3 separate regions of the Homo sapiens genome follow, and all the other regions are linked to region 1. The links are chromatin contacts, found by Hi-C or POLR2A ChIA-PET in ENCODE. All regions are on one chromosome and are shown on one strand. Each heading gives the region's core, a stretch centred on a gene start or an enhancer-like site at or near the end of the contact. The rest is flanking DNA. Distances are from core to core; before and after follow the strand shown. Region 1 holds the start of LINC03015 (long intergenic non-protein coding RNA 3015). Region 2 holds the start of INTS1 (integrator complex subunit 1). Region 3 holds the start of ZFAND2A-DT (ZFAND2A divergent transcript).

Region 1 (2,572 bases), core at 44-2,543:
GACCCTACGCCTGGGCTGTCAATTCCCACTTTTTCTATCTGGAGTTGAGCCGGATCTGCCTCCCCTAACCCAACATCTCGCTTTAGCAGCCCCCCCACCTTGAATAAAAGCAGCCTTGCCCTCTTTAACAATTAATAAGCACAGACTGGGACAGGACATCCCCCTCCATCCCAGCGCCCATGCACCCTCAGCCACGGTCCTCAGACCTCAAGAAACCCAGCGGGTGACAAGCTTGGGTGTCAGCGGGGCTGGGATTGCTGCTGGGGGCACAGGAGCTCGGGAGCACTTTGCAGGTGAGCAGGGCCTGGACAGGGGCTTCTCTGCAGCCCACCCCTGGGGAGGACTCCGGGCCCTCGCCCTGGACGGCAGAGCTCGTTTTGCTGTTGCCCTACTGTCTCCGCGACCTTGGGGGTTCACTTAGCACCCCCAGGCCAACACCTGGCCTCTCCATGCACCAACACCTGGCCTCTCCTTCCCTGGCCTGCCGCCCTGCCTGTGTCTGGACTGTGGTTCACCGAGTGTGCACGTGGGCCTCGGAGGCTGCCCTATAGAGCCCAAAGTCCCAGGGAGGAGCAAAGGGGACCAAGTGCACACTCACCCAGCTTCCTCTGCCCGGCAACGTCCCTGCCCCCATCTCCCCTCCACCGCCACCAGGGCCTGCATCCCCATCTGCAAAGGGGACAGGGTGCCCACGCCTTCTGAAGCACGCGCTCTCCAGGCCGCTCTCCGGGCGTCACCCCGCCCTGCTCCCCTCGCCCCTGCACAGCCCGAGTCCAGCCTGGTCGCTGCCATCAGGACGATCAGGACCGACCGCCACCATCAGTGGGGACCGGCCAGGGCGGTTAGGCCCGGTCCGGGGCCCCAGGTCCCGCGTCCCCGCCGAGGCCAGGCAGGGAGGCCTGGCTGCCCCGGGCTTTAGAACCAAAATAAGCCCCGAAATGATTGGCGGCGCCCATGCGCCAGGAGAAAACCTAAAGGACGAACGTTCCCGAGTACATATAAGGACGATTAATATTTATTGCACAACTTTTTTTTTTACTTCCTTGTTAAAGAGGAAAACCTTACGCTAAAAATAAAACGACTAGGAGCCCTTGTGCCTGCGTGGGTGGCGCTCGCGCCTTTAAACCTGAAGCCACAGGGGCTCAGCCCCCCACCCGCGCAGGGCGGCTCCTGCGCATGCGTAAACAGAAGGGGTCGGGGCGCGGCCCAAGACGACGCCAAGGGAGCGGACGGGCGGGGAGGAGGTGGCCTCTGCGCAGGCGCAGAGAGGAGCGAGCGACTCCTGCGCAAGCGCAGAGTGAAGGGCCGGGAACAGTGGAGGGTGCGAGGAAGACAATGGGGGAGGACCCTGAGGCGGCCTCTGTGAGCCGACAGGAACACGTGGTCGATCAGAGAGAGACTCGTAAGTGCACGGAGCTGATGAGGTGACTATGGCGTTGCGCAGGCGTCCTGTAGAGGCGGGTTGTCATCGGCGCAGGCGCGGTGTGGAGGAAGCCCCGGCGCCGGCGCAATGAGGAGGCGGCCGGACTCGGCGCTGGCGCAGTGTGGAGGAGGCTCCGGCGCAGGCGCAGACGCAGGGCGGGCAATGGCCGCCTGGGTCTCTCGGGCAGCCCTGCCCACCTCTCTCGCGTCTCCTGGTCTTGGCCTGCGGCTCTCTTTCTGGCAGGTGCCGCGGCGTCTCCTGCGGGCCTGACCGTGTTCTCCCGCCTAGCCAGGCTCTTCTGCGCTCCTTTTTTGTTGAGATTTTTCCATCCCCTGCACAGGAAGTGTCCTTTAATTACTCCAGTGTTTTTTTAGTTACTTTTTAAGAAACATTTTGGACTTTTCGATACAGAATAGTGTCAAAAAAAAAATTTAACCTTCTTCAGGTTATATTTTAGTGAATGATATTAATATATGTTCCAAAGTTGTATGGGATTTCTAAAATTCTAATTTTTCTGAGTATATGCTACCGATCATAATTATGGTTATGTTGTTGTTATAACCAAATTTCTTTGTCAATTGTGTCTTTTTGAGTATTTAAAGTCATTTCCGCAGTTAATTGCTTCATGCTGATGTAGTTTCTGAAAACTTCACAAGCACACAAAAATCCTAGAACATGGTGTCTTTTAGGAGGTTCGTGAACGGATGGGGAGGACCCTGAAAAGCACTGTGGAATACAGGTTTCTAGTAACTTCAAAATCACATCATTTGGACTGGGTAAGAATTGCTGAAACTTTAATGAAAAGACTGACTGGCTTATAAAACTGCTAACCCAAATAGAATAAAAATTAATTGAATACCGAGGAAATGCTTCACCAGGTTTGCATACTTAATCAGCCTATACTGAAATTGTTTAGATATACAATTTGAATGAACTCCATGGTCTAAGTCAAATTACCTGTGATAACCCATCAGTTATCCATGCTATGTGCCCAATTTGGAGAAACAACTGGCACCCAAGAGGACATAAGTCCGATGTTAAGCATGGACTCATGGAGAACCAAGATGGCTGCCTTGTCCTTCGTGAGTCCTTAAAGCTTTTGTTATTAAAAGTTATGCATTCCATGACTCATCCTGGAAAAGATAAAAT
Region 2 (2,572 bases), core at 28-2,527, 1.4 Mb before region 1:
TTCGACCCTTTGACTGGATGATTCCCCCACCTTTTATTTTTATTTTTTTTTAGACAGGGTCTCGCTCTGTCGGCCGGCTGCAGCGTAGTGGCACCATCATAGCTTACTGCAGCCTTGACCTCCCAAGCTGAAGAGATCCTCCTACCTCAGCCTCCTCAGTAGCTGGGACCGTAGGCATGCACCACCATGCCTGGCTAATTTATTCTTGATTTTTGTTTGTAGAGATAGGGTCTCACTATGTTGCCCAGGCTGGTCTCAGACTCCCACTTTGGCCTCCCAAAGGGCTGGGATTAGAGGTTCATGCCACCATGCCCAGCTAATTTTTATTTTTTTGTAGAGATGGGGGTCTTGCTATGTTGCTCAGGCTGGTCTCGAACTCAACCGATCCTCCTGCCTTGGTCTCCCAAAGTGCTGAGATTACAGGCATGAGCATCACACCTGGCAACTGTATGATCTTTTGTGTCTTTTGAGTTTTGTTCCCATCAGTGTTTCCATTAAAAAAAAAAAAAAAAAGGCGTGGGGGCGGGGCGGGCGCAGTAATTCCAGCACTTTGGGAGGCCAAGGCGGGCGGACCACCTGAGGTCAGGAGTTCGAGACCAGCCTGGCCAACATGGTGAAACCCCGTCTCTACTAAAAACACAAAAAAATTAGCCAGACATGGTGGCGGGCGCCTGTAATCCCAGCTACTCGGGAGACTGAGGCAGGAGAATCGCTTGAACCTGGGAGGTGGAGGTTGCAATAAGCCGAGGTCGCGCCACTGCATTCCAGCCTGGGCGACAGAGCGAGACTCCGTGCCAAAAAAAAAAAGAAAAAAGAAAAGGGTGAACTTTGTGGAACACGAGTTCTATCTCAATAAAGCTATTATTATTATTATTATTATTATTTGAGACAGGGTCTCTCCCCGGGAGCCCCCCGGGCTGCGCCCCCTCGCCAGTGCCTGCGCCCCGGCCGCCCCCGCTCTCCGGGACGTGCAGAACCTGCCACTTGACTCATCCGCGGATCCCTGACGCCACTCCTCCCCGCCGTGCGTCCTGGAGTGCGTCCCTTCGCAACGCCAGCACCACCTGTGAATGGAGAGGCCAGCGCCTGCCCCGCGCCGCCGACCCACCTGGACCGGACCACATGCGCGCGGCGCCGGCCAGCCCGCCTCCCGCCGCCATGGGGCGCTGCAGGCATCAGGCCGGCGCCGCGGGCCTCTCGCGCCTCCTTCTGGGCCCGCTTCCCGCCGCACTGTTTTCCTTCCGGTTGTTCCGGAAGTCGGGTCCTCGAGGGCGGTGAGATCGGTTTCCGATTCCGGGGTGGCCGGGTGGCGGCGGCGGCGCTCCGGTCGCGATGGGCCAGAGGTAAGTGAGCCGCGGCCTGGGCGCTTCCTCATTGCCGGGCGAGCGCCTGGTTCTCCCGGCTACCGCTCCCGGCCTCTGGGCCGTCCCTTCTGGTTCTGCCGCCTCCAGCCCGGCGTCCGCGTCGCCTGCTGCCGCCCGACTGAGCCGCTCCCGGGCGGCTGGGAGGCGGGGTCCCTGCAGCTCCTGCAGCATCGCCCCGCCGGGCGGGCGCGGGACCACTGTCCCCGGGTCCCAGGCCCAAGCCCCGTGCGGCAAGGGAGCGAATGAGCGAGCGAACGAGCGAATGAGTGAAGGAATGACCGCACGCTGGCTCCTCCGCAGGTGACGCCGCAGCCGCCGGGAGCCGCGAGGGACGGGGCAGGATGAACCGGGCCAAGCCCACCACGGTGCGCCGGCCCAGCGCCGCGGCCAAACCCTCAGGTGCGTCTCCCTCCTCGCTCTGCAGCCCGGGGGTCTTTGGGGGTCTTTGGGGGTCTTTGGGGATCTCAGCTGCCGCGGATCCTGCGTTGGGCTTGGTTGTTCCGCAGCCGCGGCTGTTTCCAGGAATTCGGTCTGGAAACACTGCTCTCGGTCCTCAGCGGCTCTGAGAGTCCCTGGGAGGCTTGGGACAGTGGCGACTTCCTTCGGGACCCCGGTGATCTCGTTTCAGGCTGAGCTGCAAGGCGGCCGACAGTAGCGGAAGGTCTCCCCAGCCAGGAGGCGGGAGGCAGCACAGTGTAGCGTAGCACGGGGTCTGCGGCTGAACTGTCGGCTCAGATCCTCCGGACTTTGCCACTCGCCTGCTGTGTGACGCTGGGCACGTCGCTTAACCTCTCTGTGTCCCTTTCTCTCTTGTAAAGTTAGAGTAATAGCACCTATTGCGGAAACTCGGGGCGGGGGTTACTAAGCACACTAATTTGGATAGACCAGAGATGGCCTGGTTTGTGGTTAGCGCTACGTGACTGTCCACCATCACCTGTGCGTATCCTGCTGGTCCCAGCTCTGCTGTAGGCTGCTGAGTGAGCTCTGGCTTCTTCCTTGCCTCCTCTGACCCTTGTTTAATCCCCTCTGACATAACAGGAGGTTAGAGTCAGTCTTTTTCCATCTTGGGTGTTGCAAATGTGCCCGGTTTTCTCTCTCCTTTCTCTGCAGGGCACCCTCCCCCAGGAGACTTCATTGCTCTGGGCTCAAAGGGTCAGGCCAATGAATCGAAAACGGCGTCCACCCTGCTGAAGCCAGCCCCTTCCGGC
Region 3 (2,572 bases), core at 45-2,544, 1.0 Mb before region 1:
TCTCTATTGATTAGGCGACCATCTGGTCTGGTTGGCACGACGCTTTTTGGGTTTGAGGAAGGGTCTGCTCTGCTGCCCAGGCTCTAGTGCAGGGCGCATTCACAGCTGACTTATGCCTCCACCTCCCAAGAGGCTGGGACTGCAGGTGCATGCCACCATGCTGCGTTCATTTCTTATTTTTGTAGAGACAGGGTTTCGTCATGTTCACCAGGCTGGTCTTGAACTCCTGTCAGGCCTCTGAGCCCAAGCTAAGCCATCATATCCCCAGTGACCTGCATGTATACATCCAGATGGCCTGAAGCAACTGAAGATCCACAAAAGAAGTGAAAACAGCCTTAACTGATGACATTCCACCCTTGTAATTTGTTTCTGCCCCATCCTAACTGATCAATGTACTTTGTAATCTCCTCTACCCTTAAGAAGGTTCTTTGTAATTCTCCCCACCCTTGAGAATGTACCTTATGAGATCCACCACCTGCCTGCAAAACATTGCTCCTAACTCCACCGTCTATCCCAAAACCTGTAAGAACTAATGATAATCCCATCGCCCTTTGCTGACTCTCTTTTCCGACTCAGCCGGGCTGCACCCGGGTGAAATAAACAGCCTTGTTGCTCACACAAAGCCTGTTTGGTGGTCTCTTCACACAGACATGTGAGACACTAACCTCAGGCCATCCTCCCACCTCGGCCTCCCAAAGTGCCGGGATTACAGGCCTGAGCCACCGTGCACCGTCCGGCTAATATTTTATTTCTGCAGAGATGGGGTCTCGCTATGTTGCCCAGGCTGGTCTCCATGTCCTGGGCCCACGCCCTCCTCCTGCCCAGCTGGGCGGGGTCTTACCCAGGCGGAGCCCCTTACGTGCAGGGCGTTCTGTGCAGTGACCGCGGCCCTGGGCAGAGCCAACCCCACGCGGCCACATAACCGTCCAGGGGGCGGGGGGCAGCGCGGTGAAATGGAAAAGGATTTAACTGGGGGATCTAGGTGCTGGGGACACTGACATTTTCGGTATTATTCTTGAAGCTTTTCCCTAAGTTTGAAATTACCTAAAAACACGTTGTTTTGAGATGGAGGCCTCCTGGGGCCCGCAGGATGCGCGGCCGCGGGCGGGTGCCCGGGGCGGGAGGCGCCGGATGGGTCGCTAGGCCTCCTCCCTCAGGCCGGCCTCGCGCTCCTACCCCGCAGGACCCCGGCCGCAGCCCTGAGTCAGCTTCCCCGCTCCTCGCCCGCCCGGCTGCGCCTGCGCGGAGCCGCCTCACTGTGACCCAGCAAGCGCGCCGCCTGCGAGAAGCGACCGGACACTTCGAGAAGGGAAGTGGAGAAGCGAGGAGTGGGCGGGCCTGCGGGGCGCGGCGGGGCGGGATTGGCCGGATGGCTGGTGTCGTCTTCGGTGTGCGCCGGCGCCACTGGGCCGCGGCCTGGCGGGATTGGCCGGTCTGCGGGTGACGTTGTCGGGGCGCGCCCGGAAACCCCAAGGCCCAGACGGCTCTCAGATCCGGGGGCTGCGGATAAATCCCCGTAGGCCGCGGGCAGCGAGATGTTGCGTTCCGGTGTGGGTGTGGGTGTGCCTCCGACGGCGTCTCGGTGCCAGTGTCGAGGTTCTTTCTGCTTAGCTACCCGGAGCCGACTACGGAGGAGGACACCTGAGTTTACGTCTCTTCCATCTGCTGCTCACCTCAGCTGCCTGGGTCCCCGACGAGAGCCAGGTACGGGGCCGGGATTGCGCAGACAGGGTCTGCCGGGGGTCGGGCCTGCCTTGAGGTCAGGTTGCTCGGGGGTTCGGCCTGTCTGCTAGGAGTGCGGCTGCTGAAAGTCCGGCTGCTTGCTGGAGGTCAGGCTGCTGGGGGTCCGGCCTGTCTGCTGGGGACCGGGCCTGCCGGGGTCTGGCTGCTGGGGGTCCGGCCTGTCTGCTGGGGACCGGGCCTGCCGGGGTCTGGCTGTTGGGGGTCCGGCTGTCTGCTGGGGACCGGGCCTGCCGGGGTCTGGCTGCTGGGGGTCCGGCCTGTCTGCTGGGGACCGGGCCTGCCGGGGTCTGGCTGCTGGGGGTCCGGCCTGTCTGCTGGGGACCGGGCCTGCCGGGGTCTGGCTGTTGGGGGTCCGGCCTGTCTGCTGGGGACCGGGCCTGCCGGGGTCTGGCTGTTGGGGGTCCGGCTGTCTGCTGGGGACCGGGCCTGCCGGGGTCTGGCTGCTGGGGGTCCGGCCTGTCTGCTGGGAGTCCGGCTGTCTGCTGGGGGCCGGGCCTGCCATCGGGGCCGTAGTACCGGGTCGCACGGGGTCGTTAACCCGCCAGCCGAGTGACAGCCACGTAGATGTGTGTTTTCTTGCTGCGGGCCCGGCCCGCCAGGGTAGGGTGTTGGTTTCCTAGGACGGGTGCTGTGCGTCCAGAACAAAATCATTTGGGGATTCACATCAAACTCTTGTGAATTCCTTGAACAAAACAATTTCGGAACGCCTGCTGTGTGTCGGGCACCGGGAGCTAATAGTAAAGCAGCGGATCTGTAGTTGGAAGCTGTGGGCGAAGGAGGGCTGGGAAAGGACTAATGGGCACCTTAAGTAGCGGGCGTGTAACATAGA

What was found. A loop is a pair of places that touch in the nucleus more often than their neighbours do. ChIA-PET counts read pairs that join two places held with the same protein, here RNA polymerase II (POLR2A). Pooled maps may share reads with other maps.
Region 2: a pooled map shows a loop between it and region 1 (28-fold over the local background). The contact joins the promoter of INTS1 here to the promoter of LINC03015 in region 1. A Hi-C loop is called at or near these places in 1 of 37 single-sample maps with no recorded cell type and 6 of 50 pooled maps. POLR2A ChIA-PET finds 5 or more read pairs at or near these places in 1 of 52 experiments (OCI-LY7).
Region 3: a map of naive thymus-derived CD4-positive, alpha-beta T cell shows a loop between it and region 1 (14-fold over the local background). The contact joins the promoter of ZFAND2A-DT here to the promoter of LINC03015 in region 1. A Hi-C loop is called at or near these places in 1 of 168 maps with a recorded cell type or tissue (naive thymus-derived CD4-positive, alpha-beta T cell), 2 of 37 single-sample maps with no recorded cell type and 8 of 50 pooled maps.

The regions. Positions count from the first base shown.
Region 1 is chr7:148,159-150,730 of GRCh38, reverse strand. LINC03015 (long intergenic non-protein coding RNA 3015) reads left to right here and starts at 1,293. Exons shown (of 3, transcript NR_134325.1): 1 at 1,293-1,402; 2 at 2,113-2,199. It overlaps LINC03014 (long intergenic non-protein coding RNA 3014), which reads right to left and starts at 1,013. Exons shown (of 2, transcript NR_108065.1): 1 at 599-1,013. RefSeq lists an enhancer at 1,268-1,562.
Region 2 is chr7:1,503,094-1,505,665 of GRCh38, reverse strand. INTS1 (integrator complex subunit 1) reads left to right here and starts at 1,277. Exons shown (of 48, transcript NM_001080453.3): 1 at 1,277-1,343; 2 at 1,665-1,763; 3 at 2,475-2,572. The coding sequence starts at 1,706. RefSeq lists an enhancer at 1-185 and a silencer at 1,072-1,631.
Region 3 is chr7:1,159,096-1,161,667 of GRCh38, reverse strand. ZFAND2A-DT (ZFAND2A divergent transcript) reads right to left here and starts at 1,294. Exons shown (of 3, transcript NR_110069.1): 1 at 1,045-1,294. It overlaps ZFAND2A (zinc finger AN1-type containing 2A), which reads left to right and starts at 1,472. Exons shown (of 5, transcript NM_182491.4): 1 at 1,472-1,704. RefSeq lists enhancers at 316-828, 829-1,342, 1,343-1,855, 1,856-2,370 and silencers at 934-983, 994-1,533.